Linked DNA regions of Homo sapiens: region 2 is linked to region 1. A link is a loop called in an ENCODE intact Hi-C map of the cell type or tissue named here. Cell type or tissue: ascending aorta. All regions are shown on one strand. Links, peaks and the distances in the headings refer to the core of each region. The heading gives the core; the rest is flanking DNA.

Region 1 (16,451 bases), core at 3,304-11,303:
TACACAATGGTCAAAATATTTTTTTAATGTTTTTTGTCTTCCAAAAGTTTCTAGGAACAATATTACTTTTCAATTATTCAAGTCACCCTGGGGCCATTGAAATCAAACCAGTGTAAACACATAAATTTGAAAATTAATCCCTCTGCCTTTTCAAAATAGGGTACTGCACTGGTCTAGAAAGTAAGAGATTTCTGGAATTCCCAACTTGCAAGCAGGTATAAACCCTGAGAAATATTTTCTTCCTTGCTAAACCAGAAGAGATCCACCTGAAAAGAAATAATGTTTCGTTAGTTTTTTGTTTGTTTGTTTTGTTTTGTTTTGTTTAATTATGCTGTTGCAGTTGGGTCACCACCAATGGAATGTGCATTCTGAGCTGGTCATCAGTGATATTATTGATCTGTACCAGGACTAACTACTCCAACCTGGCTGCCTATATACCCTAATCCCCACTGGGCCAGCCAAACCTCACTCTCATTCTCCACTGAATTGTCCTTTGTCCCTTGCAAGTTGTTTATTCTCTGAAATGTCATATACTCCAAAATACCTTTCCTCATTTTTTCCAGTTCTTAAACTCTTAGTCTCATCCCATGCTTCTCTCAACCCCTCTCTCCTACCAGCAATTTCCTGTTTTGAACAAACCAACTAACTAAACTAATTTAATCTAAGAGCTAACATTTTAAATTGACTATTAATACAAATGACTTCATGAACTGATACAGCTTAAGGAATTATGGGAGTATAGGGGCTATCCCAATACCATTCTACATACCCTGTAGACCAAGTCCAGTCATTCTCCTATCACCACCAGGTCCTCCCCCTGGCCAACAGCAAATATTTAGGAGGTTAACTAAGACACAGAATGTAGTCAACTCTATGGGTCAGAGAAAAATTGTTGGTATTGTTATTAGACCTGGCATCAGGGTCACTTCAGTATTATGCTTCAGTTCCTTGCTACACAAGTTTGGTGCACAGACCAGCAGCATCAGCATCTCCTGGGAGCTTGTTAGATGTGCAGAATATCTGGGTGCCACCTCAGATCCATTAAATCTCCACGGATTTGCAGATGCAGTAAAGTTTGAGAAGCTGCTGTAATTTACAAAGCTAAACATCCCTAGCAAGTTTTTAACACATACTATGTGGTTGCAATAAATGTGTAAGTTGATATCCTGCTCTTTTTATTAGTAGGAAACATGGGGATATCTTCAGAGCACCTTTGGTCCTATCTGGTCCATATGAAGTAATGGAAGAAGAATGTTCTGGCAGCAGAAACCATGGAGGCTGGAGGCAAGCTTTGCTCTGTTACCCTCATCTGTTGGCAGCTGCTTTCAGACTGCAAAAGTGAACTTTCTGGTTTCAACCTTCACATCATGTTATAGTCATTAACAGCAGAACGATATCTGGACTCCACATAGGCACAGTATCAACACTTGGCTATGCATTATGATATAAACACAAAATCAAACCTAAGGGATGTTCCATATAATTGCTCCAAATGAAAAAAATGCCCAGGCACAATTCTTTACTGGGCATTTCTATTACAAAGATATATAGAAAGATCTTTTTCTCCATAGCAACAGTCCAATAATTTTTTCATGTTTATTTTATACTTTGGGATGTAAAAAAGAGGATAAAGGTGTAGAATGAATGTACTGGTGATACCTATAAGCCAGCCATATCACCTAGAATGAAAGAATTGTGACAATTGATAAGTAATCAAATTAAGTATCCTGTTTGGTTCGTGTCCACAGGAATGCAATTCATTAAATACTAGTGGGTATGTAGCCCCATGAAAGCTGGTGCCATGCCATCAGCCAGGGTTCTAGCCTTCTGGCTCATATTTGGTAACAAAGAAAGAGAATTTCTGTAATTCCAACAGCAAAACCTAGTGGAAAAATTGCAAGTTTTCTGCCTAAAACTCTCCCAGCCAACCTAAATACAGAATAGCATGCAGTATGTATTTCTGCATAATTTTTAAAGACCATAAAAGGTGTCATAATGGAGTTATAAGGGAGATCAAGAGAGATTTAAAATTATAACAAAACTCAACCATTGTGGAAGAGAATGTGGCAATTCCTCAAGGATCTAGAACCAGAAATACTATTTGACCCAGCAATCCCATTACTGGGTATATATCCAAAGGTTTATAAATCATTCTACTATAAAGACACATGTACACATATATTTACTGCAGCACTATTTACAATAGCAAAGACTTGGAACCAACCCAAATGCCCATCAATAATAGACTGGATAAAGAAAATGTGGCACATATACACCATGGAATACTATGCAGCCATAAAAAAGAATGAGTTCATGTCCTTTGCAGGGACATGGATGAAGCTGGAAGCCATCATTCTCAGCAAACTAACACAGGAACAGAAAACCAAACATCGCATGTTCTCACTCATAAGTAGGAGTTGAACTGTGAGAATACATGGACACAGGGAGGGGAACATCACACACCGGGGCTTGTCAGTGGGTGGGGGGCAAGGGGAGGGGGAGCATTAGGACAAATATCTAATGCATGCGGGGCTTAAAACCTACATGGCAGGTTGATAGGTGCAGCAAACCACCATGGCACACGTATACCTATGTAACAAACCTGCATGTTCGGCACATGCATCCCAGAACTTAAAGTAAAATAAAATAAAATAAAATAAAATGAAAAATTATAACAAAACACATTCTAGTCCAGCAAAAATAGTAGCCTGGTCAAGGCCACGTCATAATAAAATATTTTTCCATCATCCCCCATGTATTGAGCACCTTTTTTTCCTCTGGGTTTTCTCATTCAAAATGTGAATACTATATGTGGGATTTTTTTCAAAAATTTCCACATTGGCTTTTCCCCACTGGTTTTGGTGGCCTCGTTAAATTAAGAGAAAACAATTGTGGGAAACAAATAAGAATGTGTATCAACTTTCAACCTGTATATGTATCTATCAACCCATGCCTAAGTATCTATAGCTAACAATATCAAGAAAGGTGCACAGAAAAAAAATCAGACACCAGAGCCCATGAAAACTTGGTATATATAATGTTTGGTTTTCATAAAAATTTGTCTTTCTAATTCCCCTAACTCTAGCCCATAGTTACTTTTTCTATAGCTCTTATACTGGAATACATACCTTAGGTTACTATATGTGTTAAGACATTCACTGGGCAAGAATTATGTCTTTTAAATTTTTCCTACTGCATAAGTTAAGAGTTTGGTAAAGTGTACACAAAAGCAGTCAATGAGCACTCATTTTTGAAAGATGCATGAAACTCTTATAATTTTTTGAGGCATGAATTTAAAAGGAAGTTCTTTATATGAAGACAGAGGGTTAAGTGTGTGTAAAGGAGTAGAACTGCTATTGCTCAATGAACAGTATGACCAGCCCATCTAATTTAACTGTATTTATTTGTATAAAGGATACTGAAAGCAAATTCTTGGCCTGAGTTGCTTGAAGTCCTGGACCTTCAGGGCACCCATCAAGAGGGAAGAACTTGTCCTGCCCCTTATCCTTGTTGGCTTTGACCTAATCAGGGAAGGTGCTGACCCTCTCACTGGGCTTGCAGGCAAATTTCCACCTGTACTCATCATACACACTTGTCCACTACTCTGAAAATATGGAGAGAGATAGAGACAGAGAGAAAAAGAGAGCAGTAGATAGAGGGAATAGCCACTACCTCCCACACTACTTAGCAGTATAGTTTAAGAGACTTAGCTCAAGCTGTACTACCTTTGTTAATGCCATCAAGAAATGTCTATCTCAAGCTGCCTTTATCTTCATAGCTTTTTCCTTAACTACAATATCAATTTTTTGTTTTATTACGCATGCCAGTTGGGCTTGGTTTATTTAGCCTTCTCAGGAAAATGTACACTACAATACCACAGAACACACTGAACTTCCTAGTAAGTACTGTTCAATTCTGATGCTTCATTTTTCCTAATACGCTGTCTTATTCAGTTGCAAGAAAAGCAGTGGGTAGGGTAAACAATCTTTAACCACTTCTCTGAATTTTGAAAATGATTTTAAATTATTCCCTGCTAATTTGGGGGGAAAATTTTAAGTAAAGTACTAAAGAACTTCTAAAACTCACCCGGCAGTGAATTTTCAAAATAAGAGAATCACAGAGCCACTACCAACTTCACAGTAGATGTGTATAAGTTCTTCTCAGAAGGTTGACTACCTCTGGCATTGCTAAATCAGGAGGGGACAGCCCACAATTCTCCCTTTGGCAGCAAGCACCTACACACAGTCATCAGTACAAAAAAGGAAAAAATGAAAACATCCTCTGTTTTGCCAAAAGATTGTCTCAGTGTCTCCTCCATCCAGGGACCCCTACATCTTCTTGAGTCCAGGCCCCGCCTGTTTAATTCCTTAGTACTGGAGAATTCTTGCTAGCGTATAGCTTTTTCTAGGGACTTGACCTTTTCCTTTCTAACTAATGACACCCAACACCACCTTACTCTATGAATTCAGTGTCCTTCCTTTAGTCTGTCTAAAGCCAAACATACCCTCCAAGCCCTTTCTGCCAATTCATCCTCTTTGTTCTTTTTGTCTTAATCATTCCTGCTCTCCTGCTGCCCCAGAGCATCCGCATGCCATGAATTTGCACTCTATAAGAACTAGCTCTTCCCACACAAAAGACATTGCATGCTTTTCAGAATCAATCAGACACAAATTATTTAAAGAGTCCATGTAAATATACACTCCAATATTAATGGAAAAGTGGTGTCACTGCTAAGACTTCTCCAAAGACAAATTTGTAGTGAAAAGCTTTAAAAGGCGAGAATGAATGAAAAAGTTTTTACTATATTAGGCTCATCTGGCCACAAAGAGGTTGAAACTCAGCTGTGAAACAGGCCATCGGGTAGTGAACACTCCACTTTCTTTTCAAGTCCACTTCTGTGGCCACCAATGACCACATAATGCCTACAGAAGGTTAACCCATGTCACTGACTGAGATTGGCACCGAGCCCATTGTCTGCTCCACTTGCAAATACCTTCTTAAACAACCTTATATGAGCAGTTCTCTTCTCAGGCTACTCTAGCACAGCTGTGGCCAGCTGCACTCAGCCTTCAGCCCAGCCATGGATTATATACCAGATGATTCCTGTTCATTGAAAATACTGGAAACAACAAGGAATACATCACACTGCCGAGAAATTGGATCCACCCAGAGAGACCAAAGGAAAGCTATGACATTTGAGGAACAGGCAAACATTTCTCCTGCAAGCATTTACTGAAGCAGGTATATTAGGAGGAAACTAATCCATCAGATTCCCAGACACACATTTATTTTCTGGTTCCTTTGTTTTTAATTTTGTTTCTTTCTGGTTGAGTTCGGGAGGTGGGGGGAGTTTAGCAGAAGGAAAAACTCCTCATACTTTATCCAGTATGTTTTCTTTTCTTCTCTGTCCAAGACTATAAAAACAAGTTTGGATACTCCACCGGAATGCTGTCACAGTTCTGAATTTGGAAACTGATATTACCATGTCCGTAAAGGACAAAGAATGGAGGCTCCAAATGTTGTAATGAGTAACGCTTTTTAAAACTCAGAAAACTGACCAACATCTGAGAACTAACTTGATCCAGCCAAATATTTCTGGGTATAAGAAGAGGCAATGATAATTAGAATTGCTGCTTGTAGATAGGTAGTTTAAACTACACACAGTAGCTGGATGTCTTCAAGGTAAAAGCAACTGAAGAGCATTAGTGTTCAAGTATCATTAACCTCTCCAAAACGTTTCTTGGCAAACGGTTCTGAAGGCCTTCACTGAGTTTCTGTCATTCTTCCCCTCCTTCTGTTCTATGTCTTCCCACACTCAGTGAGTGGAACATTTGGATCATTTTTAAATTGTGTGAGGGAAGAGACCAAGAAAAAAAATAATTGAAGAACAGGGCAACTCTCTAGTAGTAATAAATATTTAACTTGAAAAATGCCTAAGAATAAATATCATCTATATAGGCACATACAAGACTGTGGCACTCCTCTTTTGTTCACATGTAGGATCTTAGAAAAAATAACCCCAATATTTTACTATGAAAGATTATAGGTACCTATGTTTTGATTCACTTTTTTCCAACGTACCTGACTTTAAAGTTTTCCTTTTCAAAGAGCCAAGTGAACTCCTGCATCTTGTCTCCCTTCTTGCTAATTATTTAAAGAGATGACTCCAACGCCATGTTTGAAAATGTAAGAACCTTTTATTACTAAGGGTCAATATTCAGAGCATGGCAACACAGTTTATTTCATGATACTTCTTAAAATTCTTTTCCCACTGACAAATTTGGCCCTTTCACAGAGGCAGGATCATTGAGTTTCTGGAAGGAAAACGCCTTGGGTTTGCCAAGAGTTTCCCCTACTGGGCTGATGACACCTCCTAAAACTACGGAGAGGAAAATGCTCTGCAGGTCAGGCAGCAGGAGTTGAGGTCCCAACTGTGTCTCAATTTGAAAGACTGAGTCAGGCACGCAGCTGCCAGGTGCCTGAGGAATCTGAATTGTTTTGCAACATTAAAGTCATTGTGAATGAGGGGAACTGGTCATGCTGAAATGATGCTACTGTTTCTGTGGAATTTTAGTGATGCCCAGAGCAAGTTGAAAATCCATTTGCCATTCCTTTTTTTCCTAATTCCATTCTTCACCTGCAATGTGTCTCAGGGCATTAGAAAGTGTTTTTGCTACTCAGAAACAAATTGGAAAGAATAGGTTTCATTGAAAACATGCTCAGACTGGATTTAAAATTATAGACTTGTAAGACTTGGGACAGAGAGAAAAGTGAAAGTTATCCGTGGCAGAAACTGTAATAGTTGTCACTAATTATTTTTTCATTTTCTATAGTAATAGAATCCCTGAACTTTAGTTGGGTATTTGAAATACTCTTATTTCCTAGCCATTTTGCACCTAGTTGTGACTATTTGTCTAAATTCTGGATGCACATTGAAGTAATACATGCAACCTATGCCAAATAACCTTAAAGGGAGAGAGTAGGCTCATCATCTTTCTTCTTCCTGCCACCTGGAAAGTGATGTGATGGCTAGAGCTGAAGCAGCCTTCTTGGACCTTGACGTTATCTTAAAAATAGAGGCCTTATGTAGTAAAACTCCAAGCAATGAGGCACCTAGATCCTTGAGGCTTTGCTCCACAAAGCCTTGATCACTTACATTGTATTTCTTTCCTCCAGGCATAAAATAAGAGAGAAATAAGTGATCTCATTTTAAATTTTAGTGTTACTTGCAACCAGCTCTTCTCCTAATATATCATCCAACACATTTTTTACATTGCCTTTGCTTGAAATGTTTCCAGATGTGGTTTGTTTTTGTTTTTGTTTTTCCAACTATCTCCAAAACTTTTAACTTAAAAAAAATCTACAGCTGCTACTGATATTAAAGCTTCCTGCATGTTTATTTCCAGGCAGAAGAAAACTAGGATGTTTTTTCCTCTCCCTTGTTTTGCCATTTACTCTCCTACCACATCCTATTTCACTTCTCTCACCCAGTGCATAGCCCCCTGGAGGTTTCAGCCACCTACAGAATGAATTTTTCAGCAAACAGTTACAACATGTACAAAAATGAAGGTTTATAAAGCTTGAGAGATCTTCGGAAACACTTTTTTAAGAACGGTCATTTTAGTATAGCAAAACCTCTGATCAATTAAGAGACAGGCACTAATAATACCTTCTATAATCAAACTCCCAGCCTCCAAACTTACCAGGAACTTTGTAAGGAAAAAAAAATCAACCTAAATGCCTGTACCAAAACTACCCCAAAAATGTTCACTAGTGTGAGAAGATACTACTGTGAAAAGTTATTGATGATCAAATAGTTTATTTATGTGCATCACACACACATACACATACACACACACACACACACACAAGAACACAAGTTTTAAAAGATCAGGAATAGTGTCTGGCACATGTATTTATTTAACAACTATTTGTAGAATGAATCAATGCAAAGCTTCCTGGGCTGCTATTTTTATTCATCTGCTTATGTTTCTTATCCTCCTTTTAAATCAGGATTAAGACAAGAGAGGAGAATGAGAAAGACTCAGAGGACAGGCATCAGGATAATTAAAGTAGAGAGGGCCACCTAATAAAGTACAGGATCTTCCATATTCTCCATTCAAAGGAACTCTATCAGACATGAAAATAGGCTGTCTCCCTCAGAATCACACACCCAGTTAGCAGCATTTGATTATTCTAAAAGAACTCTGCTTTGGTATTGTCATGCACTTGCTCTAAACCCTCCATACTTGGCAATAAGCCCACCACAGTACCATTATTTAATGGCAGAATAGTTGAAAAGAGTTTGGGTTTTGAAGTCAGGAAAAACTGGGTTCAAAGTTCCTTTAAGACTAGTTGAATAAGTGACTTTACCCCTCTTTTTTTTTCCTGTTAAACAGGGATGTTAACGTTAAGCACCTCACTGAATTATTGAAGGAATTAAATAAAACACTAGTATACTGTCTGGCTAGTATGCAAGTGTACAAATGGTGATGGTTATGGTAATGGTTACAAGTTCTCATGGTAGGTGGTCACAGGGCCCATCTGGGACCTCATTGGCTGAGGTCCTTGCATAGATAAATAAGCATGCATCAGGCCAACTCTCCAGGCCTGTGTTTCTCATCTGACAGCTAAGAGCTTAGACCAGGTCATTTCCAGGAACTTTCTGTTCAACTTTAAAGTTCGATTGGTGTGTTATGGATTCTTAAAATAATTGAGAAAAAAAAACATTAAACACACATTTATTTTTTTATTAATCAGAATTTAGGTGAAATAACACATTTGTGTTGGGTATTTCTCACTTGTGACTCACTTGTTGGATAGCTTTTTCCAGTCTAAGTATGTTAAACTTCATACTCACATTTATCAAATCATTGGGAATCCTGTGATTCATATAACTAACAGGAGGATTGAGAAAATCATTAAACAAATGCCAAAAGAATTTACGCAAAAGAATTGAGTTTGTTGTCTCACTTTTATGATTCCATGATTCTTGGAAATAGTTTTATAAATTTAACATATAATGCAATTCTCTTTTGTGAAAATCATTTTTACCTAAAATTTCTCACTATCTTTGTCAAACATATGAATCTATGAGCTGCATTAAATAAGTATATTCACTGAGATGTTAAATACATTTTTCTTTTAGGCAAAGTATAGGATATGCTAAAGACTTGTACATTAAGTTGTGATATTAATGGAAGGACAGACAGTGAACTGGATACATTTTGATTAAACTATGGCATACAGGAGTCTAAGTGACTTTTCTATCATCTATGCCAGGAAACATATCTACTAGGTTATTTTATTTTCTCCTTTGAAATATTCAGCATCCAACTTGCCCCCCAATTAAAAATGACTGAAATAGCATGGCCCACTTCTTGAAGAAGTCATGAATAAAACCCAAATCTCTGGAGTCTGTTGTCCTTGAAATACATAAAGGCTGAATGCTCAGAAGAAGTAGAAAAAAAATAGTTCTGAAACTCTTGGACAAATAAGAAGAGCCACTCTAAGCAGGGACTAAATTGGATTGGAATGTATGTTTGGATTATTCAGCCAAAGTAGATAATCAAGTATAACAAAACAAAAGCTTGATACCAAACTTGCGGGAAAATTTGTTTTGTCATCCTGAAACCTTCTCCGCTTTAAGCAAATCTTCCCCACCCAAAAGCAAATATCTTATCATACACCATGTTATTGGTCTTGGTCCACTGCACTGACCATAAAGGTAAGGAATCAGCCCACTATTTAGAGAAAATCCTGATTACATAAATTTAGTTTTCCAGTGGAGAAATTAGTCAATTTAAATGTATTTTACCTAAGTACATATCTACTAAATACTATATAATGTACTTGTCAAATTATTAGAAATCAGTAAGTCATGTTTCTATATGTTCAACACTGAGCCAGACACATTGAAAGACATAAAAGACAGCTCCCGTCATCATGATTACTGCCCAATTAATTAAGCAGTTGCTAATATTTGGAAACCTCAAGTCAAAAAGCTTAATAAAAATGCAATGATTTAATATGTCTACCAATTCCAATTCTCAAGTTCAATTGATTCAAATAATATAATTCTGAAACTAATTCATATGTTTGGAAGGACTCCAAGCCTTATTGTCACCACTCAAAATTTCTACCCCCATATAGAACAAGTTTTTCTTTCCTAGAATCATTCTTCCTGGAAGTAGTTTCCACTTCCAAGTTAAAACTGGATCTTTATCTTCACCCCTACTTTTCAAATCCCCCTCTTGATCTAGCTCTTGCCTCTCCCAACCTTCTGGTACATTCCTTAAGTCCTTCCTCCTCCTAAAGATCAGACTCTAGTGTCAAGGCAAAATTCTAACATCTTTAATGGTACAGGCCAACATTACAAAGTACATTGGCAAATGTAATTTATAACTTAGAATTTCATACACATTTCTTTTACATACACATGCATAAGCCTGCTTTCAAAATGCCAGACTTCAACATAGTATTGGGACTTCTGGCCAGGGCAATCAGGCAAGAGAAAGAAATAAAGGGTATTCAAATAGGAAGAGAGGAAGTCAAATTGTCTCTGTTTGCAGACGACATGATTGTATATTTAGAAAACCCCATTGTCTCAGCCCAAAATCTTCTTAAGCTGATAAGCAACTTCAGCAAAGTCTCAGGATACAAAATCAATGTGCGAAAATCATAAGCACTCCTATACACCAGTAATAGACAAACAGAGAGCCAAATCATAAGTGAACTCCCATTCACAATTGCTACAAAGAGAATAAAATGCGTAGGAATACAACTTACAAGGGAAGTGAAGGACCTCTTCAAGGAGAACTACAAACCACTGCTCAAGGAAATAAAAGAGGACACAAACAAATGGAAAACATTCCATGCTCATGGATAGGAAGAATCAATATTGTAAAAATGCCCATACTGCCCAAAGTAATTTATAGATTCAATGCTATTCCCATCAAGCTACTATTGACTTTCTTCACAGAACTAGAAAAAACTACTTTAAATTTCATATGGAGGCAAAAAGAGCCCATATAGCCAAGACAATCCTAAGCAAAAAGAATAAAGCTGGAGGCATCACACTACCTGACTTCAAACTATACAAGGCTATACTCTCTCAGAAGAGAGTGACTATAATATGCTTGATCTCCCCAAAGGAGACAACATGGAAAAGGACTTCAGTTGTACCAGGAGGAATTTAATTTAGAAAGCAAGATTTCCTGACATTGTGATTGAAGGTTCAAACAGGTTACAAAAATTGTTATGAAATCTCTTCTTAGAGGTCTCAAAAATATAACATTAACAGTTTTGAAATAAGACCTTGAATAGCAAATGCTGATTATTTTGATTAATCCTTTTTGAGAGAATAGTTGATCAATGGCTCTGGTAGCTAAGGGACTGGCAATGCAAAAACCAAACCAGCATGATACTGGTACCAAAACAGATATATAGACCAATGGAACAGAACCGAGGCCTCAGAAATAATACCACACATCTACAACCATCTGATCTTCGACAAACCTGACAAAAACAAGCAATGGGGAAAGGATTCCCTATTTAATAAATGGTGCTGGGAAAACTTGCTAGCCATATGCAGAAAACTGAAACTGGGCCCCTTTTTTATACCTTATACAAAAATTAACTCAAGTTGAATTAAATACTTAAGTGTAAAACCTAAAACCATAAAAACCCTAAAAGAAAACCTAGGCAATACCATTCAGGACATAAGCATGGGCAAAGACTTCAAGACTAAAAAAACAAAAGCAATTGCAACAAAAGCCAAAATTAACAAATGAGATCTAATTAAACTAAAGAGCTTCTGCACAGCAAATAAAACTATCATCGGAGTGAACAGGCAACCTACAGAATGGGAGAAAATTTTTGCAATCTACTCATCTGACAAAGGGCTAATATCCAGAATCTACAAGGAACTCAAACAAATTTACAAGAAAAAAAAATAAGCCCATCAAAAAGTGAGTGAAGGATATGAACAGACACTTCTCAAAAGAAGACATTTATGTGGCCAACAACATATGAGAAAAAGCTCATCATCACTGGTCATTAGGGAAATGCAAATCAAAACCAAATTGGGATACCATCTCACACCAGTTAGAATGGCGATCATTAAAAAGTCAGGAAACAACAGATGCTAGTGATGCTGTGAAGAAATAGGAACGCTTTTACACTGTTGGTGGGAGTGTAAATTAGTTCAATCATTGTGGAAGACAGTGTGGCGATTCCTCAAGGATCTAGAACTAGAAATACCATTTGACCCAGCAATCCTGGGTATATACCCAAAGGATTATATACCATTTTACTATAAAGACACATGCACACGTATGTTTACTGCAGCACTATTCACAATAGCAAAGACTCGGAAGCAACCCAAATGCACATCAATAATAGACTGGATAAAGATAATGTGGCATATATACACCACGAAATACTATGCAGCCATAAAAAAGAATGAGTTCATGTTCTTTGCAAGGACATGGATGAAGCTGGAAACCATCATTCTCAGCAAACTGACACAGGAACAGAAAACCAAACACCACATGTTCTCACTCCTAAGTGGGAGTTGAACAACGAGAACACATGGGCACAGGGAGGGGAACATCACCCATCGGGGCCTGTCGCGGGGTGGGGGGCAAGAAGAGGGAGAGCATTAGGACAAATACCTACTGTATGCAGGGCTTAAAACCTAGATGACGGATTGATGGGTGCAGCAAACCACCACAGCACATGTATACCTATGCAACAAACCTTCACCTGTATCCTAGCCCTTAAAAAATAATTTTAAAGAAAAGAATTTTTTAAACCAAAGCTTCTAACATGAGTTGGTTCCTCTCCCTTGTGGAAAGCATAGGCTTGGTAGTCAATGCTTTGCAGTAGTGAGTTCACCACCACAGACAATAAATCCTATCTGTAGTGAGGGACAAAAAAAGGTCTCATTCTCGGAGAAATACAGAGGTAAAAGAAAGAAAGTTAGGCCTAAGGGAAATTACTGTTGCTGGGTGTCCATAAAGCTTGGCTGCATCCCTCTCTTTTAATGCTTGCTTTGTTCAGAACTTCACTGGATTCTATGAGCCAATAAATTCCCTATTTTTCTTAAACTAGTTGAAGTTGGGTCTCAGTCACATGCAATTCAAGGAGTTCTAACTCATATAATTGCCCTCATTTTTTTCATACACCTATTCCCCTTTCACCAATTGCAAGCTTCTGGGATGCAGGTATATTAGGCTGTTCTTGCATTGCTACAAAAAATTCCTGAGACTGAGTAATTTATAAAGAAAAGAGGTTTAGTTGGCTCACGGTTCTGCAGGCTTTAGAGGAAGCATGGTGCTAGCATCTGCTCAGCTTCTAGGGAGGTCGCAGGAAGCTTACAATTATGGCGGAAGACAAAGGGGAAGCAGGCACATAGCGAGAACAGGAACAAGCAAGAGAGAGATTGGGGTGGGGGTGCCACACACTTTTAAATGAGCAGATCTTATAAGAACTCCCTATTCCAAAGACAGCAGCAAGCCATGAGGGATCTGCCCCCATGATCCAAACACCTCCCACCAGGCCCCAACTCCAGCATTGGGGATTACAATTCAACATGAGATTTGGGTGGGGGCAAATATCCAAACTATATCAACAGGGGACATTTTTTACTTATCCACAGTCCTTAACATGATTTGTGGCACAGAGTGGCCATGTAAATAAATAAGTGATAGAATGAATGAGTTGAGTGAATATGCCATGAATTAATGAACCTAGAATAATAACTCATTATTAAATTCAGCAGCAACCAATATCTCTACCCTATGACTGGTGTATTGTCACTAACAAGTCCTAAGGTAACGAATTTAAACACGTAGTCAATCTAAAATGGGAGATGTAATAGAAAACATATACAAAGATAAACATATAAACAAAATTAGCCATGGAAATAGCTACTTATCCTGTTTATTACTGATTAAATAACAGTTTATATTAGGTAAAGGAAAAATCAACACCCTTCTAAACTTACCACAATTTTAAACTTAGGGACCATCATGAAACCAAAGCCTATATTAACTAAAATTCCCTCTCTCTGTTTCTGTTTTTACAGGTATTTAAGTTTAATAATATCTACATTTTCACCCAGATCTTTATAGATGCAAGAATTATAATACCAATGAAAGCTTTAAATATGATACAAATGACCTTGTAAAGACATTTCATAAACTCGTTCATTTAAAAAAGTAACAAAATGTTTCTAACACAAGGATACATTTTTAAGAGAATAAATGGGTGTTTGAATGAAAATAGCATGGTTGATTTATATTCTTTTTCCACCAAAAAAATACAATTGGAGGTAAGAGTAAGCAGAGGTTCTCAATGCTGCAAGATGGCTAACAGTATATAAACCATCCACAATGAGCTATTCATCCCTTCAGTTCAATTTAAGAGAAAAATAAATAGGATTTTAGGCCTCCAACCTTTACAAGGACATACAGTGCTCTGAGAGTTCCACTTGGCTTCTGTCTTTGTCCAAATTATCTTACATTCCAGAATTCTAGAATCAGCCCACACCAGATGGATTTTTCAAGTTTATTTAGGTCTAAACTTGAAGCCCACAGGAAGTATTTTGAGCAGCTCCAGGGTTTGAGATGTGGAAAGGCTCTCTAGGGCTTACAAACAACCACTTTGTGTCAAATTAGCTCAATGTAGTTGGCAAGAGACTGACTGTGCAGCTGTACGGAGTTGCATTGCCAGTCCCTTAGCTACCAGAGCCATTGACCAGCTATTCTGGCTCAAAAAGGATTAATCGAAATCATCAACATTTGTTCTTCAAGGTCTTATTTCAAAACTGTTAATGTTATATTTTTGAGACCTCTGAGATTTCATAACAATTTTTGTAACCTGTTTAAACATTCAATCACAATGTCAGGAAATCCTGCTTTCTAAATTAAATTCCTCCTGGTACAACTGAGGTCCTTTTCCATGTTGTCCCCTTTCGGGAGATCAAGCATATTATAGTCACTGTCTTCTGAGAAGCTGTATCCCTCATAGCTGAAGGTAGTCATCCTACTTAATATCTCCAAGGTCTTATTTTATGATCATATCACCATCTGTGTGATTCTCCTCAGAATCATTCCCAAACTCTTCTTTGTAAACCACGAAGTCTTACGCTGGAAGTAGTACTCAACATCACTTCATAATCTCCCTTTAGCAGGGGTAGTTGATGCGTAATTTAGCTGTAAAATCTTCAACAAGTACTCTGCCTTCAACATATATATCCTCATAGTACCACATTCACAGTCCCTGTAATTTCACAGAGGAGTGTCCAGAAAAATGCCATCTACACTCACCATTTCCTCTCCCTACCTTTCTCCTCAACTCAGGAAAATCTGGCTTTTGCTCAAATAATTAAAATTGGTTTTGCCAAGATGTGAGTTGACAAATCTAATGAACACTTTTTGTTCACATCTCAATAGACTTTTTGGCAGTTTTTGACTCCCTTGCTGTCTTCTGTCTTGGTAGTATCACTTTTCCTCTACCTCTCAGGAAGCACCTTCAAAGTTTTCTTCAAGGCTCCTCTTTGTCTGTCTTTTAAATGTTGATTATCCCCAAGGTTCCTGTCCAGGCACTCTCTGTCTCTCTCTCTCTCTCTCTCTCTCTCTCTCTCTCATCACATCTGCTGTTCCTTACTCTCAAAGCTTTAGCTACACCTACATACCAGTATGTGTTAGAGCAATGTCTTCAGTTTAGATCTTTCTCATAAGTTTCAGTTCCCTTTGTGCAATGCCTGCCAGAAATTGCACCCGCATAAGCACACACTCTTCAAACTTAAGATATTCAAATCTCCATCCCTCATAAGGCTACAATCATCCTATATTTTGTGTGTAGTGAATGGCACAGCATTTACCAGAGTCTCCAGCTAGAAACCTAAGAGTCATTCTTGCTTATTCATTCATTCATTCATTTACTAAACAGCTCTATCTTTGCATCTCCCCAATCCCTGCACTGTACAACGTACTTGGGATAGAATAGTAAAGAAAGCAACAAAGTCCCTACCCTTACAGAGTTTACAGATTAGTGACAGAACAGAGATTAAATAAACTACAAGCTCACACTCACCAGCCCCCTTCTAAAGTAGGCCACAACTCAGTTCCCTGGGATTCCCAACCAATGGACCCAAGGCTTGGCCCTCCTGAGAAATAGTCAAGAAGGATATATTTGCAGAGTGAGAATGGAGTTTGAAGCACAGGTTAGTAAGTTCACCGACATGGTGTGATGCCTATCATGGTGTGGAACAGAGTTGGGATTGGAAGAGAAGAAGGAGAACAAGAATAGGCTATGGGCCAGGGGCCAGATGTCCCTGTGCTTCCACTTTCCTGAATGGAACTTCAAGGATTCCAAGGATTTAAAATTCAAATATGCTTTCCCAGTCATTATAAAGGTATATTTGTCAAAGTAGAAGGAAACAA
Region 2 (16,451 bases), core at 4,336-12,335, 680 kb after region 1:
TACTGCCTTCATTACTTACTAGTTCCTGAATCATGGCAAGCTATTTAATCTCTTTGAGCAGTAATTTTCTCATCTTCAAAATGTAAACAGAGGTACTACTTTGCAGGGTTGTCAGGAGAGTTACAGATTATGTACATAAAGCACGGTGTGCTGTGCCTGGTATAGTGCATGTGCTCAAATAAAAGTGGTAATAATTGTTATTATCTTAGAGTAATATTTCTGGGTTTTTCTGATTTCCCTTTATGTATTCAATTTTGTATTTTATTTTTTACTTCAAATATAATACCTAACAAAATAAACTTGTAATAAAATGCATAAAAGCAAATATTAATTTTCTGTAGATATACCTATAAAATTCAGTATATACATGATAGTTTTGCTTGGATTACATTTTTACTTCTTTGTTTTCCATGAAGAAAATCCTTGCTGCTTACGAGAACATTTGGCTTTTCTCACTGTCTGCCAGAATACAGGTTTAGGTCACAAATGTGAATGTGAAATATCAACTCATGGAAACTTGGCTGCAGAATACTGTTCTCCTTACCAATTTTGCAACTATGTAAGCAGGGCAATCAACTATCACCAAAACACAGTCATGAATATAACTGGAAGGAAGAGAACTTTTATGAGAAATTATTCTTAATTACTTAATGGTGATTAAACTCTCAGCATTACTTCCTCAAGGCCATCAGAGTAGTTAACATGAGCTTTAATCTTAGTGTTCGTTTTGCTATTCAGTAAATATATTACTGAACTACCTTCTACTAAACACATATCACCCCCAAGAAAAAACTACATGTAGCTAAAGTGAGAAGTTAAAAACAGAAAATACTAACTTTCTCAATGAAGAACAGAGAAAACAAATTAAAAGATATACAATTTAGCTCAGCAAATTATTTGCATTTTGAATTAGCAAAATATAGCCAGCAAGTGAAAAGCTGATGCTTTCTAAATTGATTAATATAGTTAATAAGAAGGCAGGTTTATTTCATACTAACTGCTACTATGTGTTCCAGGTACCTGAATATACCAGTAAATACGACAAAAATCCTTGCTCAAAATAGACAAAAATGCTTCCCTTGCATTAGAGCAATGGGAGACAGACAATAATAAATACTGTGTATAAGTAAACTATGTGGTAATAATATTCACTACACTACACTAATAAGCACTCAGAAAAAAACAGCTGAGTAGCATAAAAGGAGGTATGGAGAATCAGAGTGAGAAAATGGGTTGGAGCACCTACAGTGTCAGATGATTGATATAATCTTTTCCTATGAGGCTCAATATTATTATTGCTTCAGATAAGAGAGATCTATCATATGAGTATTTCTTAGTTCTAACAATTACTAATACCTTTCTATAAGCCATATTATAATTAGTAATAAAGGGCCAGATGGTACACATTTTCAGCTTGTCAGCCATACCGTCTATATAGCACTATTCAACTCTCCCATTGCAGTGTGAAAGCACTCACAAGAGAAAAAAAATGAATGTGGCTGTGTTCCAATAAAACTTTATTTCTAAACACAGGCATAGAGCACAGTAGTTTTCCAATCTTGGCTTAGTTTAGCTAAATGCCTTAATTCTAATGTTAAATTTTCCTGGGAGTATAGAGATAAACTTATCATCTATTTCCTAGTGTTTAACTTCAATTCTAATTGTCTAACAAGCAAAGATAAAACATAAATACAACAACCGACACACATATACCACTTCAACCTCCCTCTACCCTCCTCCATCTTCCCTCTTTCTCTTTTTCCCCTCTGTCTTTACCCAAATCACTTAGTAATATAATGCAATCATCAAAGACTGAATTCTGGTTTATAAATGCAGTAGCAAAAGGACATCAAATTATTAAATACACAATTCAAAGACATTAAGTCTGATACAGAATTTAAGAATAAACCTTATAAAGTTGTTAAACTCAAAATGTCAGGCCTCTACTAGCCTCTAAAAAAACACACATATTTAAAAAAAAATGCGTTAAGCCCCAAACTATAGAATTAAAGAGGCTGAACTCTTAGAAATTCCCAAAATATCCTAAACATTCATAAAAATATAATTTTGCTCACCTTCTCCAACATTAGCATTCTATTTTCTTCAACTTTCTACTTAGATAGAATATACTATACTTTTATAAAATCCTATGACAAATATTCTTTTTTGTACTCTAATACAAAAAAAAAAGTTCCGGAATCAAGATTTCCAAAAGGCACTCGTTTTACAACTGGCTTATCATTGTCTTTTTCATAACAAAACATACCTCTGACTAAGTCTGTCATCAAATATCTTGATGTAAACAGAAACAACATGTAACTTTTAGGCCATAAATTGTACTGGCATAACAAAAAGGTAAACATTATTACTTGGTATGAAACATAATTATTGATACAAGGCACTGGTCTGGTTTACCTGCACTGTCCCTTCTAGGAGACAGGAGTATAATCTAGCTTTTTTTTTTAAGTACATTTTCATAATTTTAGTTATATTTATGAAAATTAGATTAGAAACTGTCAATACACACATAACTGATTTTTGTTGCTGAATAAATTCTCTAAAAGATTTACATGTAAAATATCTAGTTAGCCAAATTTTTATTAAGAAATCAAATTCTCTAAGAATCTCTCCAGCACTAAAATTCTACTTATTTCTGACCCGAAACTTGGGAGTAATGATGGCAGCAGCGGCCCGTCTGGAGCGCGGCTGTGAGGACGCCCGCTGCACTGGGTAGGTGCGGCTAGAGTTGCAAGCTCTGCCAAGCCGTCAAGGCTGCGAACGGGCAGGAGCCCTGGCCCCTACTGAGTTGGGAGGGCGGGGCTCACTGCAGTTGTCCAGCCGTGACTCTGCACCCAGGCATCCTTGTGTTCTTGGGGGCCTGGGAAGCCCTCCTGCCCCTGCAGGCTCAGAAGTGACTGCTCCTGCTCCCTGGCCACTCCGATTGTGGCGCAGGCTCTGGGCAGAGCAAAGTTGTGGCCAAGCCTGGGTGCTGTCACAACTCAACTGGGTGTGCCTGTGCTCAGGGAGACACTGAGATGCCAGCCCCCAGCCACCTTGAACCCCTCTGGACTTTGGGCACTGGTGAGCATGGGAGGGAGGCTGAGGAGGGCTGAGGGTGGTTTGCCATAGGGCTTCAGGCACTCCTTGGCACAAACAGCCTGGGGGCCATGGATGGCACATTCCTGGTGACAGAAGGCAGACAGGCTCCTGGGTGCAAAGGGGTGGGTCCCTGGTGAAACCCCACCTTCAAGACATGGACAGCCTGAAGCCTGGGGGCTGGGCTGCCAGTTCCATGTGGAGACCTCGGCCCAGAGTGAGAACTTAGGGTGCTTTCACTGGGCCTGCCCATGGCCACCCATGGACCAATCAGCATGCACTCTGTCCCTTCTGAGCCCATAAAATCCCCTGGACTCAGCCAGACTTGGAGAGACTTCAGGACTACTAGCTGCAGAAAGGAGCTACCTATGTTGGGTCTCCTGAGAGCTGTTCTGTTGTTCAATTAAAGTCCTTTCCACCTTGCTCACCCTCCAGTTGTCCACATACCTCACTGGTCCTGGACACGGGACAAGAACTCAGGACCCACCAAATGGAGGGACTGAAAGAGCAGTAACACAAACAAAGCTGAAAAACACCCCCAACCCTGACTTGCCACATTGAGGGTGATGAGAAGGAGAAGAGTTGCAGCCCTCTGGGGAGCCCAGACCTAGGGGCTCCCTGAGGCAGGGCTGTGACACCCTCTTTGGGGCTCTGGTTCCTGGCTTCTCCAAGCTTCTGGGCACCACTGTGTTCCCCTCGTCCAGTCACGGGTGCACAGAGTGGAAGATGTGTGCAGTACATCTGGTCCAGCCACAGCCTTGCATGGAGCCAGCACCTGTTATCAGTGTGTGGAGCTGCCCACCCCATGCAGCAGCTTGTGTGCCTGACTGTGCATAGTGGCAGGAACCTGGGCTCACTTGCCCACACAACCCTCACCGCTCCACGCCTCGCTCGCCCTTGGCAGGTGTGGGATTAAGGCCAGTAGCACGAGCAGAGTGCAGCCTGCTGGGCTGAGTGGGCAGAACAAGCTCAGTGGGTGCGAGCAGTACTCAGGCAGAAGGAGCCACTGGCCATGGAGGTTTCCAGCTGGTGAAGCAACACTCCAAGTCCCCTTCTTTGCTGAGGTAGTTCTGAGCCCACTGAGGCAATAACAATGCAGGTCTGTGTAAATGGGTTGTAAAAGATAGTCAAAGGTTGGTAAAAGAGCGGAGAAGCAGGAGGCCTTACCTCCAAGTGAAAAGAAACTGTTGCTGAAGTATAAAGCTGACATTTTCCTTTGTGTTCCGAATTAAACAATTTTTTTTAGGGTGGTTTGGGTATACCCCACATATTGTAAAATTCAATCTCTTTACTTTTACAGCTAGAAGGGTTCTGACAAATACAGGCATACCTCCAAGATACTGCAGGTTCAGTTCCAGACCACTACAATAAAGCTAATATTGCAATAAAGCTAATATCACAATAAAGCAAGTGACAAGAATTTCTAATTTACCAATATATATAAAAGCTATGTTTACAGTATATGATAGTCTACTAAGTATGCAATACCAATATGTATGGGGGAAAAATATATATACCTTAATTTAAAAATCCTTTATTGCTAAAAATGCAAATGATTATCTAAGCCTTCAGCAAGTTATAATCTTTTTGCTGGTGGAAAGTCTTGCCTTGATGTTGATGACAGCTAACTGATCAGGGTGGTAGTTGCTGCAGGCTGGGGTGGCTGTGGCAATTTCTAAAAAAAAAGACAACAATAAAGTATGCCACATCGACTGACTCTTCCTTTCATGAAAGATATCTTTGTAGCATGTAATGCTATTTGATAGGGTAAACCACAGTAGAACTTCTTTTAAAGATGGAGTCAATCCTCTCAAACCCTGCTGTTTTAACAACTAAACTTACACGATATACTAAATCCTCAGTTACCATTTCAACAATATTCACAGCATCTTCACCAGTAGATTCCATCTCAAGAAATCACTTTATTTGCTCAGCCATAAGAAATAACTCCTCATCCATTCTAATTTGTTCATGAGATTGCAGCAATTCAGTCCCAACTTCACACTCCACTTCTAATTCTAGCTCTTTTGCTGTATCTACCTTATCTGTAGTTACTTCCTCCACTGATGTCTTGAAGCCCTCAAAATTATCCCTGAGGGCTGGAATCAACTTCTTCTAGACTCCTGTTAAAGTTGACGTATTTTCACCTCCTCCCATAAATCATGAATGATCTTCATGGCATCTAGAATGGTGACTCCTTTCAAGGAGGTTTACTTTGCCCATATCTACTATTACAGCAGCAATAGCCTTAAGAAACGTATTTCTTATATCATAAGACTTGAAAGTCAATATTACTCCTTCATCCATAGGCTGCAGAATAGATACTGTTTTAGCAGACACAAAAACATTAATTCTCCTTGTGCATTTCCATCAGAGCCTTGAGTAACCATGTGCATTGTCAATGAACAGTAACATCTCAAAAGGAATCTTTTTTTTTCCTCAGCAATAGGTATCGACAGTGAGCTTCAAATATTGAGAAAACTGTGCCGTAAACAGATGTGCTGTCAACCAGGCTTTGTTTTTCCATTGATCGAGCACAGGCAGAGTAGACTTAACATAACTGTTCAGAACCCTAGGATTTTCAGAATGGTAAATGAGCACTGGCTTCCACGTAGTCACCAGCTGCATTAGCCCCTAACAACAGAGTCACCCTATCCTTTGAAGCGTGAAGCCAGGCATTAATTTCTCTTCTCTAGCTATGAAAGTCCTAGATTACCATCTTCTTCTAATATAAGGCTGTTTTTGCTACATTAAAAATCTGTTGTTTAGTTAACCACCTTCATTAATTATCTTAGCTAGATTTTCTGTATAACTGGCTACGGCTTCTACATCAGCACTTGCTGCTTCACTTTACATTTTTATGTTATGCAGATAGCTTCTTTCCTTAAACTTAATGACCCAAGTTCTGCTAGCTGCCAACTTTTCTTCTGCAGCTTCCTGACCTTTCTCCGCCTTCACAGAATTGAAGAGCATTAGGGCTTTGCTCTGGATTAGGCTTTGGCTTAAGAGAATGCTGTAGTTGGTTTGATCTTCTATCCAGATCACTAAAACTTTCTCCATATCAGTAATAAGGCTGTTTTGCTTTCTTATCATTCATGTGTTCACTGAAGTAGCACTTTTAATTTCCTTCAAGAACTTTTCCTTAGCATTTACAACTTGGCTAAACATTTGGTGAAAGAGGCCTAGCTTTTGGCCTCTCTCAGCTTTTGACATGCCATTCTCATGAAACTTAATCATTTCTAGCATTTGATTAATGTGACAGATGTGAGACTCTACCTTTAATCTGAACATCTGGAAATCATTGTAGGGTTATTCTTTGGCATAATTTCAGTACTGTTGTGTCTCAGGGAGTAGGGAGGCCCAAAGAGAGGAAAAGAGACAGAAAAATGGCTGGCTGTTGGAGCAACCAGAACACAAAACGTTTATTTATTAGGTTTGCTGTCTTACATGGGTGTGGTTTATGGTGTCCTAAAACAATTACAATAATAATGTTAAATATCACTGATCTCAGATCAAGATAACATAATAATAATAATGAGGAAGATTGAAATATTACAAAAATCACCAAAATGTGAAGTGAGAATATGCTGTTGGAAAAATGGCACCAATGGACTTGCAGGGTTACCACAAATACTCAATTTATAAAAAATACACTACTTGCAAAGTGCAATAAACCACAATATAACGAGGTATCCCTGTATATGCAGTCCTGTAATCACCACTACAGCCAAGATATAGAATATCTACATCATTCCAAAAAGTTTCCCATTGCTGCTCTGTGGTGAAATTTCCTCCCTCAGATCCCCGAACTGATTTCTGTCCCTGCAATCCTCACAATGTCAGTATAGTGTATAGTCTTTTATATCTGACTATTTTTACTTAGCATAATGCTTTTGAAATTTATCCATCTTTGCATATATCAATAATTTGTTCCTTTTCATGACTGAGTAGTATTTCACTGTATGGACATGTTGCAACTTATTTATTCATTCACGTAGGTAGACATTTGGGTTGTTTAGGTGTTATAAATAAAGTTGCTATAAACATTACAAACAGGTCTTTGCTGGACAATTTATTCATTTTTCTTGGGTAAATACCTAGGACTGAGATTGTCGGATACTATGTTAAATATATATTTAACTATATGTAAGAAACTTGTGTATTTTTAAAAATGAAACAGTATCACTTAAATTATGAATAAAGCTACTACACTGGCTGATGATACGTCATAATTTTTTTAAGAAAGAACAAACACACACCGTACTTCTAAACTTGCACAATTAAACAAGGAATGCACTAGTATTGTGTAAAATACATGTAAAGTGCTCATATTTGACTAAAATTAACTAGACATCATATGTAAAACACATAGCATAGACTTAATGCATACTGCATACCTAATGACTGCTAATTCTCCACTGTTCAACTTTCCTTTTTCCCAGTGCTCTCCGCTCCCCAGTCCTCAACTCACACAAACCCACACTTAAATTTGAATCATTATTTGTTAAATCAGTTATAAAAGAGGACACACTCTCTTGCTTTTCTTCAACTATTATCTCTTAAAGCAAAGCCAGTTTCATTCATTTCTTTAAGCTGCTCTTTGGATAAATAAGGGGGAGCCTCTAAACGCAGTAGAGCCTGTACTCAGGAAACATTTCAGGTGAACATCACCATCTTGTGTCAAAAAAGAGTAACTGCAATACCAAAGTTATCAAATAGAAAACAGAGAAGTCAAAATGTATGAAGGTTCATTTTTTTCCAAACTTATTCTGACGCATGTGTCAATTAAGTGTTGCAAAGCTTAAACTCTTCATGTTTTATGAATTTAATGCATTAAAATTTCAAGCTAGATTGTGTATATCATAAAGGAACTAGGTTTTCTATTACAGGCCCCTTCAGATACTTTTTTGACACCACACACACACACACACACACACACACACACACACACACAGAATGCCAGGAACAAAATGACACTTCATTATTGTTAATACTCTTTATGTACTTTAAAATTAGCCACCAAATTGCCCTTCTACTAGTGACTTTAAAACATTCAACATATAGTCCCAGATTTAGGTTTTGGCTACACTGAACATTCGTTCTCAAACATGAGATTCTAGGAGCATTAACAATAGAAGACAAGAAGCTTTTTCAAATTTATAAGTGATTCAACTTTAATCATACAGTTAGATATTTCTATTCTAACTCAACATTATTTTTACATTCATATTCATTAAAAAATAGTTAAAAGTATATTAAATAGAACCAAAATATTGCAGGCTAATCAGACATCTGTGAAAAAAGAAAATATGCTGCTCAACAAGTTCTCCTTTTTCAAAGAGTAATAAATTTTAAATGAAAAAGTTAAGGTGTACTTCAACTGTCAAGCAAGGTTTTTATTACACAACAACAGCCTTAAAGGCTGATTGATTGCTTTTTCTTTTTTTTTTTTTTTTTCTGAAAATCACATGGTTAATCACTTTTGCACACCTGGATAATATCTGCTTGCTTTATGATCTGTTTGAAGAAATAAACGTTACAGTAACAAGAAAGTCTGGGAAGGTGGTACCTAAAAAGAAACAAAACAGAAAACAAAAAACAAAAACCTCAGAAACTTGTTTGGTAAGTAACATCCTTTTATATAACATTGATAATCTCTATTCTTGTCTGTCTCTGTGTCACAAAAGAAGATAATTGTAGAGCTTGAATGATATATCAAAGATTATCTAGTACATTTTTCACAGGTACAGAAACAGATGCTCAGTGAGGATAAATTATTTCAAATAATACACAGTCTGTTAATAACACAGCTAGCATCAGAAACTAAGATCTCTGCAACCATCTGTCTGCCTTTACTCTTCCATTGCTTGTTTCTGTTAGTTTTGAGCTTTCCTATCACACTCTGTATAAGGCACTCTGGCCCCTATCATATTTATCCTCTGTTACAGGTGTCAAATCTCATTTTCCTCCAGACCCATTTCCTCAGCTACATTGCTGGCATTATGCAAAAGCTCCTTTCCAATGTTGTGCACTCTCAAAAAATTCATCCAGAAATACTAAGGTTTGGGAAGGTCTGTGCCCAAAGCACTATAAGCAAAAAGTTCAAAGAAGAAAAATACAAAACTCCTCATACAATAAGTCTAATATCACAAATTCATGAAACGGCAACTATAAAGAGCAAAGTATTCAGAAAATTAAGTACATATTTCAGCATTGTCTTAAAGCTAAAAGAAATTAAAATAGCTGGTTTTAAATATCTATGGAGTTCAAACTAGATTAGTGTTGAACTCTTCACCTTATCAGTATATATATAATAAAACTTTGGTTATGAATTTATCTGAATTTCAATGAATGAATATAAGTCTGCTCACTCTTATCTATTTCCACCAAAGAAAGCAGAAAGCATTTCTTTACCCAGATAGTATTCTTAATAGCAGAATTTTACTTTCATCTGTTCTTCCTCCATAAATAATCTCAACCATCTAGTTTCTCTTTAGGAGTTCTCTTTGGTAACTCTTCAGAACATCCCCTAATTATCTCCATGTCAATTAAATGTTCCATGAAGTTCACCTAGATTGGGGATCTTGAACTAGATACTTTAAACAATTTTTCAAAAAGAAAGCTATATAAATTCTTCTTGGTATTTAAGATATATAGTGCCTTTGCTATCAATGAATAAAGAAATACATAGAGAATGACAGAAACAAGATCCCACAGTTGACAAGTTGGGAAGATTAATCAAATCTAATAAGATGAATTTAGTAAGAATAAATTCCTCTATTCCTATGGCCTAAAGCCTTTGTAGCCATAGCCATGGAAATAATTGGGAAATCACTTGGACTTAAAGAAAAGAATATCTGGGAATCATGTGAAAAGTAGGAGAAACTTAGAGGAGCTAATTTTGGAGGATAACTTCTATATCTGGTATATATTGTGCCTCAGTTGCTGAAACTTAAATCAAATTAACTGCACAAGCCCAAGGCGTGAAAACTATTATTTAGCAGACTTTGAAGAAAGACCTGGGCTTTTCACCTTTGTTGTTGTTCCTGATGACTTTATTCAATAGCAATCTCAATGTGCAGCTGACAACAAAGCTAACAAAATCCTGGAATGCATTAGGAGAAGCAAGGTATTCAGGGTAGAGGCAGCAGGAGTCTCACTAAGTTGTGTACTGATAGAACACAACCAATCAATATATATTTGTTGGTGGATGTTACAACTTCAGAGCAAAAAGGACAAATAGTTCACAAGAAAAAGATGAGAATGCTTTAGACGGAAAAACAATGGCATATGAAATAATCCAAAATGTCAAGCCTGAAAAACAAAAGACTGGTTAGTGAGATAAAGTGTAAAGACAAGATAACTAACAGTTTTAAAAAATAAAGGAACACCATATAGAAGAAGGATTAAAAACTGTTCTTTACAGACTTTGGAATAAAATCAGGTAGAGGTATAGAGGGTTTAGGGAGACAAACAGCTGCTTGTTCATCGGATTAAAGAACTTCTTAATAGTCTGACACAAAAATGAAATGGTCTATTTCGTGAATTAATAGTTCCCCATCAGTGTGGGTGAATAAGCAAAGGATGAAGAAATGATGGGTTGGGATTTTACAACAGGTGTCAGTGTATCAGATGGGTCATCTAGACCATGGAGCCTTCTATGTCCTCTCCAGTCTTGAAAAACCAAATTTCTTTTAGACCTTGGGTATTGACAGCAACATGTATTTTATTATGGTATTACTTTCTCTAATATTAAACATACTTCAATTCACGTTGACAACATCAAATATTATTTACTAAACAAATATATCTAAACACAGAATCTTTCAAAATTTAGAAATCTAAGCCTGAAAATCCCAATGTTGCTAAATACTAAAAAGGGCATACAACTCATAACTACAAAAAGCTAATAACCAATGGAACTTTAAGATTCAGGTGGCATGAATAAATATTTACATTACTCATGTAATAACAATTGTAGATTTATGAGTTTTCGGGAGTCAGTTGGAAAAAATAAGTATTTAGTGGAAGAAAATGTATTTTAAAAAATTAAAGATTAAGAGAGCTTTCAAGAGGGGATGGTGTATGCTTGAAATAAGTTAATTCAGCCTCCCTACTATTATTTAAGTTCAGTATTATATTTTTTACTCAAATACGACTTATAATGTATCTTCAGAAAACGTACGTGTTAAACATTTTAAACAATCTTTAAAAAAAAAAACTCTGTGGCTCATTCAACTCAAAATGAATTAAAGACGAATAAAGAGCTAAAACTGAAAAACTACTGAAAGAAGTTATAGGGAAAATGTTCCATGACACTGGCCTGGACAATAATTTTTTGAACATGACCTCAAAAGCACAGACAACAAAAGAAAAAATAGACTAATGGGATTACATGAAGCTAAAAAGCCTCTGCACAGCAAAGGAAACATTCAACATAGTGAAGAGACAACCTATAAAATGAGAGAATATGTTTGTAAACCAAACCTGATAAGGTGTTAAAATCTAAAATACCAAAATTTATAAGGAACTCAACAGCAACAAATGACCTGATTAAAAAATGGGCAAAAGACCTGAATAGACATTTCTCAGAAGACATACAAATAGCCAACAGGTATATTTTTTAAGTGCTCAACATCACTAATCATCAGAGAAATGCCAATGAAAACCACAATGAGATACCATTTCATACCTGTTAGAATAGCTATTGTCAAAAACATGAAAGATAAATGTTGGTGAGGATGTGGAGAAAAGAGACCCCTTGTACACTGTTGGTAGGAACATAAATTACTTCAGATATTAGAGAAAATAGTGTGGAAGTTCCTAAAAAATTTAAAATAAAACTATCTTATGATCCAGCAATTCCACTATTGAGTATATATCCAAAGGAAATGAAATCAGTATGTCCAAGAGACATCTGCACTCCATGTTCACTGCAGCATTATTCACAATATCCAAGTCATGGAATCAACCTAAGTATGCATCGAAGAATAAGCGGATAAAGAAAATGTGGTATGTATACAGAAGGTAATCCTATTCAACCTTTATTAAAAGGAAATCCTGTCATTTGTGACAATATGGATCAACCTGGAGGACATTATGCTAAGTGAAATAAGCCAGACAAAGAAAGGCAAATAGTGCATGATCTTGCTTATATGTGGAGTCTTAAAAAGTTGAACTCACAAAAGCAGAAAGTAGAATGGTGGTTATCAGGGCCTGGAGGTCTAAGGGAGTTGGGAAGATATTGGTCAAAGGATACAAACCTTCAGTTAAACAGGAGAAATAAGTTCAAGAGGTCTATTGTACTGTAGGGTGACTATCGTTAACAATATATTGTATACTTAAAAATTACTAAGAGAGTTGGTTTTAAGTGTCCTCATCACAAAAAAATAAGAAGTATGTGAAGTAATGCACATGTTAAATAGCTTGATCTAGCCATTCCACAATGAATACACAATTATCAAAACAACATGTTGTACTCTATAAACAGATACAATTTTTATGTCAATTAAAATAATCTTTTTTAAAAAGAAACAAAAACGTGAGGTTCATATATGAACAACAGACATTAAAGGCTACTAATCTTCTAAAAACTTACAAGGACAAATCAAGAGTCAGGAAACTTTTTCTGCAAAGGTCTAGAGTATATAATTTAGGCTTTATAGGCCATAAGTCTGTACTGTAACTACTCTACTACAGTAGTGCAAAAGGAGTAACAGACAAAACATAATCAAATTAGTGTGGATGTGTTCTAATAAAGCTTTATTTATGAGGACTGAAAGCTGAATTTCATATAATTTTCATATGTCACAAAAAACCACTTTTAAAGTATTTTCCTAATCATTTAAATATGTAAACACTATTCTTAGACAATGGGATATGCAAAACCAGTTGGTGGGTCACGTTTGGCCTAAAGGCCATGGTCTGCCAACCCTTGAGATAAAGCGTCTTTATCTTATGAACATCGAAATGAAGTAAGACCCACATATGCATACAACCTCTCACCAGTCTCTCTTCTCTGATCTCTCCCAATTCTCTATCCCCAAAGCCAAAACTTGGAAGGGGCTGCCATAGAAGATAAGAATAATAACTGTCATAGAAGTTAAAACACCTGGAGTTTTAAAAACAAACAAAAGAAGAATCCAGCAACAATAACAAAAACACTTATGAGAGTCTTGTGTAAAGATGGCAAAGCTGAAATTGGAAAACAACCGTACAGGACGCTTTCCAGCTTTAATCTTAATATGGCTCACCAAAGACTATTCACATCATTTTGATAAACAATGTGAAAGATTAATAGGCATCCATTCCTTAAATACTTTTGGGAAAGTAAAGAATTATGATTCATTTGAACTATTAATGTCAATTAGTCCTTGCAGCTTTTTTTTTTTAGTTCTGACTTAGCTAAGAAGAGTAATATTAGAAGAGCAATAGTTATAACTAGGAAAAATGGAGAATGAAGAAACATTTGTAGCCTTTCTTCTGAGGGTATTTTTGGAATACTAGTCATTTGAATATCGAAAGATACGTATATTTAGCTTTTTATTTGTGGACATTCCTAAATATTGTTAATTAACTTTTCCCCATGTCATAAAACTTTCTAGAAAACTAAATTTTAAGCTGGATGCTGTGGTGCACACCTATAATCTTAGCTACTTGGGAGGCTGAGGCAGGAGATTGCTTGAGTCCAAAGGTTTAAGGCTGCACAACTTAATGATCTGTGAATAGACACTGCACTTCAGCCTGGCAAAACAGCCAGACCTGCATCTCAAAACAAACAAACAACAAAACCCAACTTCAATTTGCAACAATGTAAGAAAACAAAATGTTATGTCTTATTTAGCTCATTAAGCACATTTCCTCTTCCAGAAAAACTGTAAGGAAAATTAATGCCAATTTACTACCTCCATGAGTCTAACACAACAATAGAAAATAATCCTGAAACCAAAATTATTTAAGACTTCTACATATCTTTCACAATTTTTCTCAATTGGGCAATCTTTTCCATAGATGGCTTAAAGTAAAATTTTTGAAGTCCTTCAAATTTCCTACTACAAGAAAACTAGGTTTATACGCTAGGGATAATGCTTATAATTTAATAGTTCTTATTAGGAGCTTGTTATATAGTAGGTATCCGTACTAAAAGTACCCAAATAAACTGAATTCAAAGATATTCACAGAATTAAAACTATTTTGAGGCATGCTTATCACCCGAGAAAGAAGACATGATCATGTTTTCCTTAAGATTCAACACAAATGTATAAAATGTCATGGACTGGACACTTCTAAAGGGGCCACACAGCAGTTGTTAACAATGAACAACATAAATTCCAAAAGTTTGGGCATTTAACTATTATTTGGGCATCATTAATAAATTAGTTGTTTGTTTCTAAACTCTCCTGATGCTAAGCAAATCCAGACCATCAGCAATCAATCTAAAGACAATGAGCCTACTTGATATCACACAATCTCATTAATCTTCATCTGTCCTACCGCATCCTATCACTCTTACGCAAAATGAACACTAGAGGACTCAACTTCAACTTCTCTTCACTATCTAAGCAGGAGGTAGAAAAAAGCCTCGGGGACTTAGGGACATCACAAGCAATTATTTCACCAGCCTAGTGTGCTACATCACAGCAAATGAGTCTGACATGTAAATGTGACATAGCAAGGAGTAAAATAACGCAGTTCTTGAGCTATGTGTCTCACTGTCTTTGCTAAAACACCAGAATCCCCAAGAAACTTTGGCTTTAGTCTCCCCAGAAGACATGAAACTGAAATACTGTCAAAAAGAGACACTAAATATGCACAACACATGGGTAACATAATGATATCAATTTCACTCCTGTGACAGTCCAGGAATTCTCCTTGTTTTAACATACTAACCTAAAATCATCATAACATAGAGGTTGTGGGGTAAGAGGCAACAAGATTGTAAAATATGCTAGCTAATTTAAAAGGCCAAATGCCTGGATTTAATGTAGCCAAAATTACACTATATATATCAATTTCTTTGACCCTACAATGATCTTTTTTTTTAATCAGTTTTAGCCTAAAAACATAAAATGTACTTTAACTCTTCGTCGCCTCTTTTATTCCTACTACAGTTTCTTCCAGACAATAAAGATGGTAAAAACTGTGTCTTTACTTCATAACAGGATGTTGTTGTTTTAATTGTCCTTAAAACTGTTTTGTTTCTACCAGCACATTCATGGCACAGTTTGAACATTACGTGCTAATCATACAAGTGTGGAAACAACTTTATAGTACTATTAAACAATATAAGTAATGTTCCACAGTAGTTCTTCAGAGAAAAAGTATCTGGAAAGGAAACAGACTTAAAATTTTACTGCATATTCTCTTGTATTTCACAAACTTTAGAGAACTTGACAAGGACATACACTTTTGATACAGTATATATCATCTGAGTAGTAACAAAAGTATAGTTAAAAAAAATTCATGTTCCACAGGGAGTTCTACCTGAAAGAGAAATGAATTAAATATTAAACTTTTTTATAATTATCACTAAATACTGAAGGCACTTTCCCCACCATAACTACAGAATATATACAGCACATTTAGGCCATGGTTCAAAATAAGAGGGAATCAATGAATAAAAAGAGGGATGTGAGGAAAGTGTGGATAAAAGATATATATATATATATATACACACACACACACACATATATATATATATATATATATATTTTTTTTTTTTTGTGGGGAGGGATATAAAGAAAGTGATTTTGTATGAGGGACCTTGCATGGTGGATTCTTGTCCTAGAGTAAAGTAACTGGTTGTTTGAGAGGGAGATGGTGTAGGACAGGTCACAAGGTCCAGACATGTCATGGATGGTCTGTGTGGGTGATAATGGGGTTTGTGAAAGGGAATTTGTGAGGGGAGTTTTGTGTGTGATTAAGCTGGCTGTGACTGAAGGAAAACTGTTCGTGGTAGACTTTCTAGAAAATGGTCTAGGTGTTAGAGCCAGCTTTTCTTAAGGTATTAATTTGCTAACTTACCAGAATTTTTGCTTTTTCAATTCTGTGATTTATTTCTTTTGAAAGCTTCTCAGATTTGTGTAACTCTTTCCTTTAGCTTTTTTGTCAGCTCCTGTAACTTGTTTCTCCTCTGGTTCTGACTGCTGTTATGGCCTGATACTAGAGTGTTTTGCCTTAGAGATCTACAGGAACACTTTTCCCCCAGTATAGCTTGATTTGATGCTCTTGGTTTTTCTTGATATATAATCTTATTTTTGGCTTTTAATATTTGACTCCTATATTGCTTAAAATGTTTTAAGCCACCTCCATTCCTCTCTGGCCTAAAATGTTTAATTGGCTATAAGTCTTTTGAC

Evidence for each region. Hi-C counts contacts between places; a loop is a spot of excess contacts. Peaks named below come from ENCODE experiments on the same cell type or tissue, not always from the same donor. Only the 100,000 strongest peaks of a DNase experiment are listed, where the experiment ranks them.
Region 2: a loop joins it to region 1, with 2.7 times the contacts of the local background. A loop is called at or near these places in 12 of 110 quality-filtered maps.

The regions. Positions count from the first base shown.
Region 1 is chr4:123,775,701-123,792,151 of GRCh38, reverse strand. The region is part of intron 3 of LINC01091 (long intergenic non-protein coding RNA 1091); the gene reads right to left. Among named protein-coding and RNA genes, the nearest start is that of LINC01091, 130 kb to the right of the region's middle. RefSeq lists a cis regulatory region at 7,379 and enhancers at 7,295-7,464, 15,839-15,898. In ascending aorta, for the core only: no CTCF peak of the experiment used is centred there; DNase peaks (open chromatin) are centred at 5,011 and 6,421; H3K4me3 peaks cover 816 bases; H3K27ac peaks cover 4,118 bases.
Region 2 is chr4:123,094,398-123,110,848 of GRCh38, reverse strand. All of the region lies in intron 14 of AFG2A (AAA ATPase AFG2A), which reads right to left. Among named protein-coding and RNA genes, the nearest start is that of AFG2A, 180 kb to the right of the region's middle. In ascending aorta, for the core only: CTCF peaks have their summits at 7,567 and 7,768; no DNase peak of the experiment used is centred there.